Linked DNA regions of Homo sapiens: regions 1 and 2 are each linked to region 3. The links are chromatin contacts, found by Hi-C or POLR2A ChIA-PET in ENCODE. All regions are on one chromosome and are shown on one strand. The core of a region is the stretch at or near the end of the contact, and the rest is flanking DNA. Distances in the headings are between cores, read along the strand shown.

Region 1 (3,881 bases), core at 955-3,454, 280 kb after region 3:
TACTGTTACCAAAACAGAGATATAGATCAATGGAACAGAACAGAGCCCTCAGAAATAACACCGCATATCTACAACTATCTGATCTTTGACAAACCTGAGAAAAACAAGCAATGGAGAAAGGATTCCCTATTTGATAAATGGTGCTGGGAAAACTGGCTAGCCATATGTAGAAAGCTGAAACTGGATCCCTTTCTTACATCTTATACAAAAATTAATTCAAGATGGATTAAAGACTTAAACGTTAGACCTAAAACCATAAAAACCCTAGAAGAAAACCTAGGCATTACCATTCAGGACATAGGCATAGGAAAGGACTTCATGTCTAAAACACCAAAAGCAATGGCAACAAAAGCCAAAATTGACAAATGGGATCTAATTAAACTAAACTTTTGCACAGCAAAAGAAACTACCATCAGAGTGAACAGGTAACCTACAAAATGGGAGAAAATTTTCGCAGCCTACTCATCTGACAAAGGGCTAATATCCAGAATCTACAATGAACTCAAACAAATTTACAAGAAAAAAACAAACAACCCCATCAAAAAGTGGGCAAAGGACAAGAACAGACACTTCTCAAAAGAAGACATTTATGCAGCCAAAAAACACATGAAAAAAATGCTAACCATCACTGGCCATCAGAGAAATGTAAATCAAAACCACAATGAGATACCATCTCACACCAGTTAGAATGGCAATCATTAAAAAGTCAGGAAACAACAGGTGCTGGAGAGGATGTGGAGAAATAGGAACACTTTTACATTGTTGGTGGGACTGTAAACTAGTTCAACCATTGTGGAAGTCAGTGTGGCGATTCCTCAGGGATCTAGAACTAGAAATACCATTTGACCCAGCCATCCCATTACTGAGTGTATACCCAAAGGACTATAAATCATGCTGCTATAAAGACACATGCACATGTATGTTTATTGCAGCAATATTCACAATAGCAAAGACTTGGAACCAACCCAAATGTCCAACAATGATAGACTGGATTAAGAAAATGTGGCACCTATACACCATGGAATACTATGCAGCCATAAAAAATGATGAGTTCATGTCCTTTGTAGGGACATGGATGAAATTAGAAATCATCATTCTCAGTAAACTATCGCAAGGACAAAAAACCAAACACCGCATACTCTCACTCATAGATGGGAATTGAACAATGAGAACATATGGATACAGGAAGGGGAACATCACACTCTGGGGACTGTTGTGGGGTGGGGGGAGTGGGGAGGGATAGCATTCGGAGATATACCTAGTGCTAAATGACGAGTTAATGGGTGCAGCATACCAGCATGGCACATGTATACATATGTAACTAACCTGCACATTGTGCACATGTACCCTAAAACTTAAAGTATAATAATAATAAAAAAATAAAATAAAATAAAATCAGGTACATGTTATAGCAGACACAAATATTAGTAATTAATCAAATTTTGATTTATTTTCTATTATAACAAGAAGTCTAGAGGTAAGTCTTTGCTGGCATTAGTTCAGCAGCTTGATGCTCTTTGGGCCAAGGTCTTTATGATTCTCTTGCCTTTATGTTTGCAAGATGATGGCTACAGCTACATTTCTAGCCCTTCTACCTGTATCTCAGACAGGATAAAGGAAAAAGGAGAAAAAAAAGGTGTGTGCTAGCTGAGTCTTTTAAGAATTTTTCCAGAAGCCCTACTCAATGACTTCTGCTCATATTTTCTGAACCGGAACTCTATGTCATGTGGCTACTGCTATATGTAAGGAAACCTGGGTAACATAAGTTTTATCTGTAAACATTACTGTGCCCTCTGAAATGTGGACTCTGTTAATAAAATAAAAAGAAAAGAAGGATATTGGTTTGGAAGCTAGCAGTATATACCACAACTACATCCCAAGAGCTAAAAATAAAAAGTGAATTGACAGATCCTTCCTCAGTGGGTAGATTCTATTTTGCTTCATACAGCAAAATAGAAGCTTGGGAACTTCCTGTTCCAAAGAGATGTTTAAAGAGCATGCCTCAAAAGGTAACCTTACTTAAGGAGACTGGGGAAGACAACATATTTTAGACACTGGAGTTTACCCAGAGCACAGTTACTATTTTAATTCGTTTGCAACCTGAGGAAATTTTTAGCAGTTGGCAGCTGTGCTGCTTCAAGACTGCGTTTTGGCTCTCCTGTTGATTACTGCTCCTGGTTTCCTGCTGTTGGAGCACACTGTTTTCTTTCACTCAGAGACATCTTGTTCTTTTCTGAGTCACTACACCATTACTCATCTTGAGTTGGTTCCTTGTTGGGTTTCATAAGGTTATCCAGAGAGATGCAGGGACATGAAAAACACTGAACTTGGGAAGATCAAGTGTAGGGTGTTAAGAGATATGAGCTGTTTGTGCTTTTTTCCAGGGTCACACTGAGCAAGTCAGGACTTTTAAATTTGTAAATCAATGAGTAGCCCCTCCACTTTCTGCTATAAGATGAAAAGGAAATTCACCTGTTCCTTGAGAAAACTAGGGCTCTAGATAACTGTGGTTGTAATTTATACCAAGAGTAACATGGAGGGTGGAATTGAAGCCAGGTGCACTCAGGTGGGCATTATAGTAATCCAAGTGAAAGATTATGAGAGAAAATAGGAGATTCATTGGTGGGAGCTCAACCATGGCGGCAAGCAGCATATTGATTCTTCAGAGAGCTAAAAACAGAACTACCATTTCACCCAGCAATCCCATTTCTGGGTATATACCCAGAGGAATATAAATTATTCTACCGTAAAGACACATGCATGCAAATGTTCACTGCAGCACTATTCACAATAGCAGAGACATGGAATCAATCTAAATGTCCATCAGTGACAGACTGGATAAATAAAATGTGGTACATGTACACCATGAAATACTATTCAGCCATAAAAAAAGAATGAGATCATGTCTGTTGCAGGAACATGGATGGAGCTGGAGTCTATCGTCCTTAGCAAACCAATGCAGGAACAGAAAACCAAATGTTCTCACTTATAAGTGGGAGCTGAATGATAAGAACTCAGGGACACAAAGAAGAGAACAATAGGCGTTGAGGTCTCCTTGAGGGTAAAGGGTGGGAGGAGGGAGAGGAGCAGAAAAAAAATGACTATTGTGTCATAAAATAATCTGTACAACAAACCCGTGTGACGTAAGTTTACCTATATAACAAACCTGCACATGTACCTCTAAAACTAAAAAGTTAAAAGAAAAATAAATCAATGAGCCCAGTAGAAGTCCCTCAAGTCTTATTGTTGGTGGTAAAAAGTTCTTTTGTTGTCGATGAAGAAATTATTTCTTTCACATATTTTCTTAGGTATCACCTGTCAGTAGGTACACATAGGTACCCATATTAGTAAACGAAACAAAGCAAAACAAACAATAACAAATATCGAACACTTGTTGAGCATTTCTTATATGCCAGGAACTCTTTCAAGCTCTTTACTTATTTAATCCTCACAACAGCTCTAAATTAGGTCTCGTGATTATCCCTATTTTGCAGATGAGAAAACAGATCCGGAGATGTTAGTAAATCATTTGCACAAGGTCACATAACCAGTTAGTGTGGAACCTGAATTTGAATCCAGGTTTAATTATCAAGTTCACATGATCAACAACAACATGATATTGTCTCATTACAGTGTGAACAACACCAGTTACACTGACTCTGGCCTCTCCTGTTTTCACAGAACCTCAATTTCTTGTAATGTGCCCCTGAAGAATTTTTGCCAACAGAGATGGTCTCACATGCCATCACAAACCACTTAACTATTGTGGGGCACCACTGCTCGATCCTTCTATGTCCTTAGGCACTGATGGATCCTGGAAACCTTGTAAAGCCCTGCTGTGGGGTGGGTTGTAGCAAAAAGGAGGACTCCATTTTTCTGCT
Region 2 (3,525 bases), core at 491-2,990, 360 kb after region 3:
CAATTCTGCCATTGAAACACTCTGATGCATTCTTCAGTATGTCAATTGCATTTTTCAACTCCAAAATTTCTGCTTGATTCTTTTTAATTATTTCAATCTCTTTGTTAAATTTATTTGATAGAATTCTAAATTTCTTCTCTGTATGATCTTGAATTTCCTCAGAACTTATTTTGAGTTCTTTGCCTGAAGGGTAACATATTTTTGTTTCTCCAGGGTTGGTGCCTGGTGACTTATTTAGCTCATTTGGTGAGGCCATGTTTTCCTGGATGGTCTTGTTGCTTGTGGATATTCATCTGTGACTAGGCATTGAAAAATTATGTATGTATTACAGTCTTTGCAGTCTGGACTTGTTTGTAATCATCCTCCTTGGGAAGGCTTTGCAGGTATTTGAAAGGACTTGGGTGTTGTGGTTTCAGCCATATATGCATTGGGGGCCTGTGCCCACTAACACTGTGATTTTTGCAGACTCATAGATGTGCTGCCTTGATAGTCTTGGATAAGATCTGGAAGAGATCTCTGGATTACCAGGCAGAGACTGTTTTTCTCTTTTACTTTCTCCCAAACGAACAGAGTCTCTCTCTCTCTCTGTTCTGAGCTGCTTTGAGTGGGTGGTGGTGAGGTGATACAAGCATCCCTGTGACCTCCACCACTGGGATTGCAGTGGATCAGACCTGAAGCCAGCACAGCACTGGGTCTCACCCAAGGCCCACTGTAACCACTACCTGGCTACTGCCTATGTTCGCTCAATGTCCTAGGGCTCTATAATCAGCAGGTGATGAAGCCATCCAGCCTTGTGTACTTTCCTTCAGGGCAGAGAGTTCCCCTATGCCCCTTGTCAGGTCCAGAGGTGCCATCTGGGAGCCAGGGACTGGAGTTAAAAACCATGGAAGTCTACTTGGTGTTCTAGTGTACTGTAGCAGAGCTGGTACTCAAACCACAAGATGCAGTCCTTCCCACTCCTCCTTCCTCTTTCTACAAACAGAGAATCCTCACCCCATGGCCACTGCCGCCACAGACCCATGAGGAGTATTGCCAGGCTACTGCTGATGTTCCCTTGAGGCCCAAAGGCTCTTTAGTCAGCTTGTGCTGAATGCTGCTTTCCCTGGGACTCACCCTTCAAGGGATTGGCCTTCTCTGTGGCCCAGAGCAGGTCCAGAAATGCCATCCAAGAGCCACAGCCTAGAATTGTGGACCCCAAGAGCCCATTTGGTGCTCTACCCCCTGTGGCCAAGCTGGCACTTAAGGTATGAGACAAAGTAACCTTTACTTTTCTGTCTGCTTTTCTCAAGCAGGAGTCTCTTCCTGTAACCACCACAACTGGGAATGTGCGGAGTCTCACCTAAAGCCAGCGAGTCTCAGAGTCTTACCCAAGGCCCATCAGGTACTATCTGGGTATTACTTCTGGTTATTCAGGGCCCAGGGGCTCTTCAGTTAGCAGGTGATGGATTGTGCTGGGACTTGGTCTTTTTGTTTAATGCTGCTGGTTCCTTTATGGCCCTGGGTATGTCTAGAAATGCCATCTGAGAACTAGGGTCTGGAAAGGAGGCCTCATGACTCTGACTGGTTCTTTATCCTGTTGTGACTGAGCTGGTATCCAAGGTGCAAGACAAAGTTCTCTTTACTCTCTCCCCTCTCCTGAAGTGAAAGGAAGGGGTGTTTTTTGGAGCCATGAACTGTGCAGCCTGGGGTTGGGGAAGGAGTCACACAAGCACTACTTTAGCCAGCCCAGCTGATGTCTCACTAGGTCATGTGCTCGCCAAATTCACTGGCTCTGAGCCCAGTTTAGCACTAGAACTTGCCTAGGAGTTGTAGTACTTGTGTCCTAGACTGCCTTTCAAGTTTATTTAGAGCCCCAGAGTACTTTAGCCCGAAGTAGTGAGGCTTGCCAGAAGTCAAGTTCTAATTGCTGGGATGGGTAATTCCCTTCTGGCTAGGGCTGGTTTAAATGTTCCTTCCATGAGTGGGCATCAGCTGAGTTCAGCCTGGTTTTGCTTTCTGCTGTGACAGGGCACGATTGAGTTCAATGCAAAGTCTCACGATTGTTGTGCTTAAACTCTTCCAAATGCACAGATTCTTTCTTCACACCATGCAGATGTTGCTAGCAGATGGGGGAGGGGTGGCATCTGTGACTCAGGAGTCTTTCCTACCCTCTTCAGTGTCTCTTTCAGGGATATGAAGTTAAAACTAGGTGCTGTGAGGGCTCACCTGATTTTTGGTTCTTATAAAGGTGATTTGTGTGTGTGTGTGTGTGTGTGTGTGTGTGTGTACATAGTTGTTAACTTGGTGTCCTTACAGGACATAGGATCATTGGAGCTTTCCACCCCTCTCCCACAAGTGCAATTTTGTTACATGCATATATCGCACTGTGGTGAAGTCTTGGCTTTTAGTGTATTTCAGACATGTTTAAGTTTGCTTCATTCCCAGAAGGAGGTGGATAGGCTTTCCTGGGCAATTAGGGATGTCGGGGTGGGTGGGGAGCATCTGCTTAACTCCCAGTTTCCAGGCAGCTTGCTTCAAAATGTTTCCAGACAAATGCATTTCAAAAAGCAATAAATTCTCAGAATAAATTCAGTTCTGAGCATTCCATGGCTGGTTTTTAGCCCACAATTTCTTTTCCATCTTGCCAAAACAATTTCTGAGGAAAAACTGCGCAATTCAGAGTGATGGCTCAGTGACAGGAGACATTTTTGCCCATGTGAAGGATCTTCAGATCCTGATTCTAAGCCAGAAGGGCATAGATTTTTTTTCTTAGATTGGCCAGGATGTTTTTGCGGATTTTTCTTTCATTCCCTGTAAACTTCATCCCCAAATTCTGATACCCTATTGCTGATTTCTTCAGTTTACCAGCAAAAGTTGTATTTGACATTGCCTGCTCTATGTTTATACCATATCTTTAGTCATCTGTTTGACTTTGTTGTCTTAATTCTTTAACCTTATATTTTATTACTTATTTCTTATTTTTTAGAGGTATTGCTCTGTTGCTCAGGCTGGAGTGCAGTGGCATGATCATAGCTCACTGCAGCCTGAACCTTTGGGCTCATGCAATCCTCCTGTCTCAGCCTACTGAGTAACTATAACTAAAGGCGTGCATCACCACACCTAGCTAATGTTTGAATTTTTTTGTAGAGATGGGATCTCACTGTATTTCCCAGGCTTGTCTCAAACTCCTGGCCTCAAGCAATTCTCCTGCCTCAACCTCCCAAAGTGCTGGGATTGCAGACATGAACCACTGTGTCCTGTCCTTAACTTTAAGTTGAAGAAGAAAAATATGCAAATAATTTTTAACTATAATCTTATTTATATTTTACTTTATTTAATAGCATCCCAGAAGAACAGACTGATCTGGTCTTATCATCCATGAGCTTTCTTCATTGTGGATCTCCTCATTCTTCACTCTGTTTCCCCCACTCTTTCTCTTCTCACCTGTCCTACCTCCTTGGCTCTTTCTTGTTTAGACATCCTTTCTCTATTTTTAATATTCTCTCTTGATTTAATCTGCTATGTCTCCTGAGCTTGTTAGGCTCA
Region 3 (3,506 bases), core at 659-3,158:
CACAGCATGTTACTGTACTGAATACTGTAGGCAACTGTAACACAGAGGTATTTGTCTATCTAAACATATGGAAACATAGAAAAGAAACAGTAAAAATATGGTATTACAGTCTTACAGGACCACCATTGTACATGGAGTTCATTATTGACTTAAACATCATTTTGTGGGGTATGGCTGTATTTACTTTGGACCTACCCCCACCAGGGTCTTATGCCACCTACTAATACTGAGTAACAATCCAAACTCATCGTGTCCCCCCCTTCGTCCTAAAACCCAAACATTCTGCTCTGTGATCCCTTGTGATCTGGAGCTGGTGGCCCTGTTCACCTGGTCGTGGCTCCAAGCCATGGCCTGACTGGGGACCCTTTCATTTCTCCCCCCCTCCAAAAGAGCGAGACCTGTGGGTTCTGCCCTAGCAATGCTGCCCAGCTCTGCTTTCTGTCAATTTACTTTCTCCTTTCCCACTGTATCTGCCCCAGTGCCCAGTCATTTCTCTCCTGGGCTACTGCAGTGGATCCTAATGGCCTCTGGGCTCCTCATCTTCTCTCAACTGCTTGCAGATTAATTTTGCCTACCTAAAATTCATGTTTTCTCAATGTTTATTAAATAAAATTCCAGTGTCTCAGCTGCTGGAGGTGCTCCACCCAAAGGCACCAAGTTATCTTTTATATTTAATGCCATCTTCTCCTCTTGACAATCGTAAAAGGGGACTATACACTCTAATATGAACCCTCTCCTTAATTCTTTGCTCTTGTTCTTTCTGTAAATGCTGTGGGCCCCAATCCCACCCATCCTTTAGGACCTATCTTAAATGCCACCACCCCTGCAAAGATTTTCCTCCTGACCTCCTTTTTCCTCTACCAGACCTGTTGTTTCTCCTTTTAGGTGGCTCACTGAACTTTGTATCCCTCGTGTTATTTAATCATAATCGGTTTATTTAAACATAGCATGTGTGTACTTAACCTTATCATTCCCGCATTTTTTGCTAGTTGGACTTGAACAAATAGTTGTATAAATCCATTGGAAAAAAGTATTCAAGATAGGAAAGGCCAAAATTACTGTGTTAGTTTATCAGATAGTGTAAAGCTATGCAGAATTTTAAAAGTTATATCTACATATACTACAGCACCTACATGTTTGTGTATTATTTTGCTAAGATGGCTTTGTTCTAGTATTGAAGGATACAGAAGTGTGGCATTACTTTTTATTCATGGCTGCACCTAAAACATTATTTGCGTCCCAGCAGATAATTTGAGAACATAAAAATGCTCCAACATCTCTTTCAGTTCGGGATGTTGCCTAAAACCGTCGACAAACGCTATGTTTGAGAAGGGAGGCTACGCTGGGGCGCCGGAGGAGACAGGCCCTTAAGAACCTTCCAGAGATGCCTTAACTGGGCTAACAGCTCGCCGCGCCGGGGCAGGCAGAGGGGTGCGGGGCGCGCTCCTTCCAGGACTTGCCAGTCCCCAAGAACCAGGCCAACCGGTTCCCTCCACTGACTCCCGCCTCCCTCTGCAGGCCCAGCCCTGCGCCGCGCGCCCTCTCCCCGGGCGCCCAGGCCCGGCGGGGGCCTAGAGGGCAGGGATGGCCCGGGCGAGGGACGGGGTCCCGGAGGCGGGAGGCGGGAGGCGGGAGGCGGGAAGCGGGAGGCTGGAAGCCGCGCGCTGTCGGGGTTTCCCGGTGAAGGGCAGGCAAACAACCGGTCGGTCTGGGCGGAGCCGGGCGGGCGGGGCGAGGGCGGAGGGCGGAGGGCGCATTGCCTCATCCTGTACATTTTACTGGAAATCGGACGCATCCGGAGGAGGGGCTGGGAGGCGGCCCGGGCACCGCCAATGGCCGGGCCGGGCGCCGGGGAGGTCGGCGAGCGCTGCGGCCCGTTAAATACCCTGGCAGTCCCGCGCCGCGCCCGTACTGGCCCGCGCCGTCCGCCCGCCGACAGCTCCCTGAGCCAGCCCGGGAGGCAGCCGCGCGCAGCGAGCCGGTGGCGCAGGTGTCGGGGTCCTCGAGCGCCCAGCCTGGGAGCATGATTGTGGACAAGCTGCTGGACGACAGCCGCGGCGGAGAGGGGCTGCGGGACGCGGCGGGCGGCTGCGGCCTCATGACCAGCCCGCTCAACCTGAGCTACTTCTACGGCGCGTCGCCGCCCGCCGCCGCCCCGGGCGCCTGCGACGCCAGCTGCTCGGTCTTGGGCCCCTCGGCGCCCGGCTCGCCCGGCTCCGACTCCTCCGACTTCTCCTCTGCCTCGTCGGTGTCCTCCTGCGGCGCCGTGGAGTCCCGGTCGAGAGGCGGCGCCCGCGCCGAGCGCCAGCCAGGTACCCGCCGGCCCCGCACCGCTGCGTACTCGGGGCGCGCACGCCTAGGAGGTTGGGAGCGGGACTCCCCAGATGGAGGGTGGCCCCTGCGCCCTCCTTAGAGCTAGGACGTACGCACCTTAGCCATCAATTACCACTCCCCGCCTTGCCCGGGCCGGGCGCCTGCCTGACCTACACGCCCTTCGCCGGCCCGCGGAACCGGCTCCCTCCCGCGGGCCTCGGGGGGGCTTCAGAAACCGCTCGGCCGAGCTCTGACTGCCGGGCGAGTGACCAGGAGATCGCTCGCTCTCTAAGAAGCAGCTTTGTTGAGTCATAATTAATAAACTATGATGAGATTTGGGGTCTGATGTAGGTGTAATTTTCTTCTTGTGAATATTTTAGTGGAAAGCTGTAGCAGAGGATAAGGGTTTGGGAATAGCGTTAAAGGTCATGACTTATTTCTCAGTTTTTATGGAATTTTTCAGTAAAAAGACTTGACCGTCAAAGAAAAGGAAACTGCTGTTATCAAGGTGAAGCCGGGCTGAAAACCAACTCAAGTTATGCCTTTAGTTTGGCGAGTTTCGGAAGTCTGCCCGGAATTTTTGCGGTCTTGTTTTTGTTGTGTGTGCCTTAAAAAAAATGGATAAGCCATATCTAGCAGAGAAAGACGTAATGTTATCTTTCATGGGCTGCGAATTGGTTTCCTTTCTTAGTGAACCGAGTTGCATAATTTGGGGGAAAACAGGATGCCCCTGTGGGTAGGCTAGAAAAACGCCTCGATAATTGAACGTTGAGAGTAATTAGCATGATTTTAAAGAACGTCTCTTTCCGGTGTTTCCCACTCTTAGCCACTCCTGTTTTGGTTGTCATTTATTTTAAAAAGTGATATCTCATTTTCATTTTAAGTCATTTAAAATCATGCGAAAAGCGATTTAAACCACTGCGTAGCAGATCCAGAAAGAATATGTGTTTAGGACCTTTTCTTACCCACTTGGCCTTCATCTGGCTGAAACTGTTCTGCTGGTCCCTTGGTTTACCACACAGCCACAGGGGATTTCTGAAACTGCATTTTTTTCTTTCTGTGACGTTGGATTATGAACTGCTGTCATTCCAGAAAAATGCTGTGTTAGATTCTGGCAATTCTGGTATCTCTTGAAATCCCTAAACTTAAAAATAAAGCCAACTAATGTTTCACTTACCCTATCATTGAACTGT

The links. A loop is a pair of places that touch in the nucleus more often than their neighbours do. ChIA-PET counts read pairs that join two places held with the same protein, here RNA polymerase II (POLR2A). Pooled maps may share reads with other maps.
Region 1: a loop to region 3 is called in a map of sigmoid colon, with 11 times the contacts of the local background. The contact joins the enhancer-like site here to the promoter of NFKBIZ in region 3. A Hi-C loop is called at or near these places in 5 of 168 maps with a recorded cell type or tissue (MCF 10A, Right ventricle myocardium inferior, esophagus muscularis mucosa and 2 more) and 12 of 50 pooled maps. POLR2A ChIA-PET finds 5 or more read pairs at or near these places in 7 of 52 experiments (A549, AG04450, MCF 10A and 3 more).
Region 2: a pooled map shows a loop between it and region 3 (2.3-fold over the local background). The contact joins the enhancer-like site here to the promoter of NFKBIZ in region 3. A Hi-C loop is called at or near these places in 1 of 168 maps with a recorded cell type or tissue (lower leg skin) and 4 of 50 pooled maps. POLR2A ChIA-PET finds 5 or more read pairs at or near these places in 5 of 52 experiments (AG04449, AG04450, HEK293T and 2 more).

Annotation. Positions count from the first base shown.
Region 1 is chr3:102,128,212-102,132,092 of GRCh38, forward strand. No RefSeq gene overlaps it. Among named protein-coding and RNA genes, the nearest start is that of RDUR, 190 kb to the left of the region's middle. Within about 2 kb of position 2,205, at least 14 of the 41 ENCODE cell types and tissues checked have a DNase peak (open chromatin) inside an H3K27ac peak, as active enhancers do; they include endothelial cell of umbilical vein, gastrocnemius medialis and sigmoid colon, where a contact is called at or near this core.
Region 2 is chr3:102,204,856-102,208,380 of GRCh38, forward strand. No RefSeq gene overlaps it. Among named protein-coding and RNA genes, the nearest start is that of ZPLD1, 230 kb to the right of the region's middle. Within about 2 kb of position 1,741, at least 8 of the 41 ENCODE cell types and tissues checked have a DNase peak (open chromatin) inside an H3K27ac peak, as active enhancers do.
Region 3 is chr3:101,847,606-101,851,111 of GRCh38, forward strand. NFKBIZ (NFKB inhibitor zeta) reads left to right here and starts at 1,909. Exons shown (of 12, transcript NM_031419.4): 1 at 1,909-2,312. The coding sequence starts at 2,024. RefSeq lists enhancers at 968-1,805, 1,600-1,894 and silencers at 1,388-2,587, 1,636-1,807.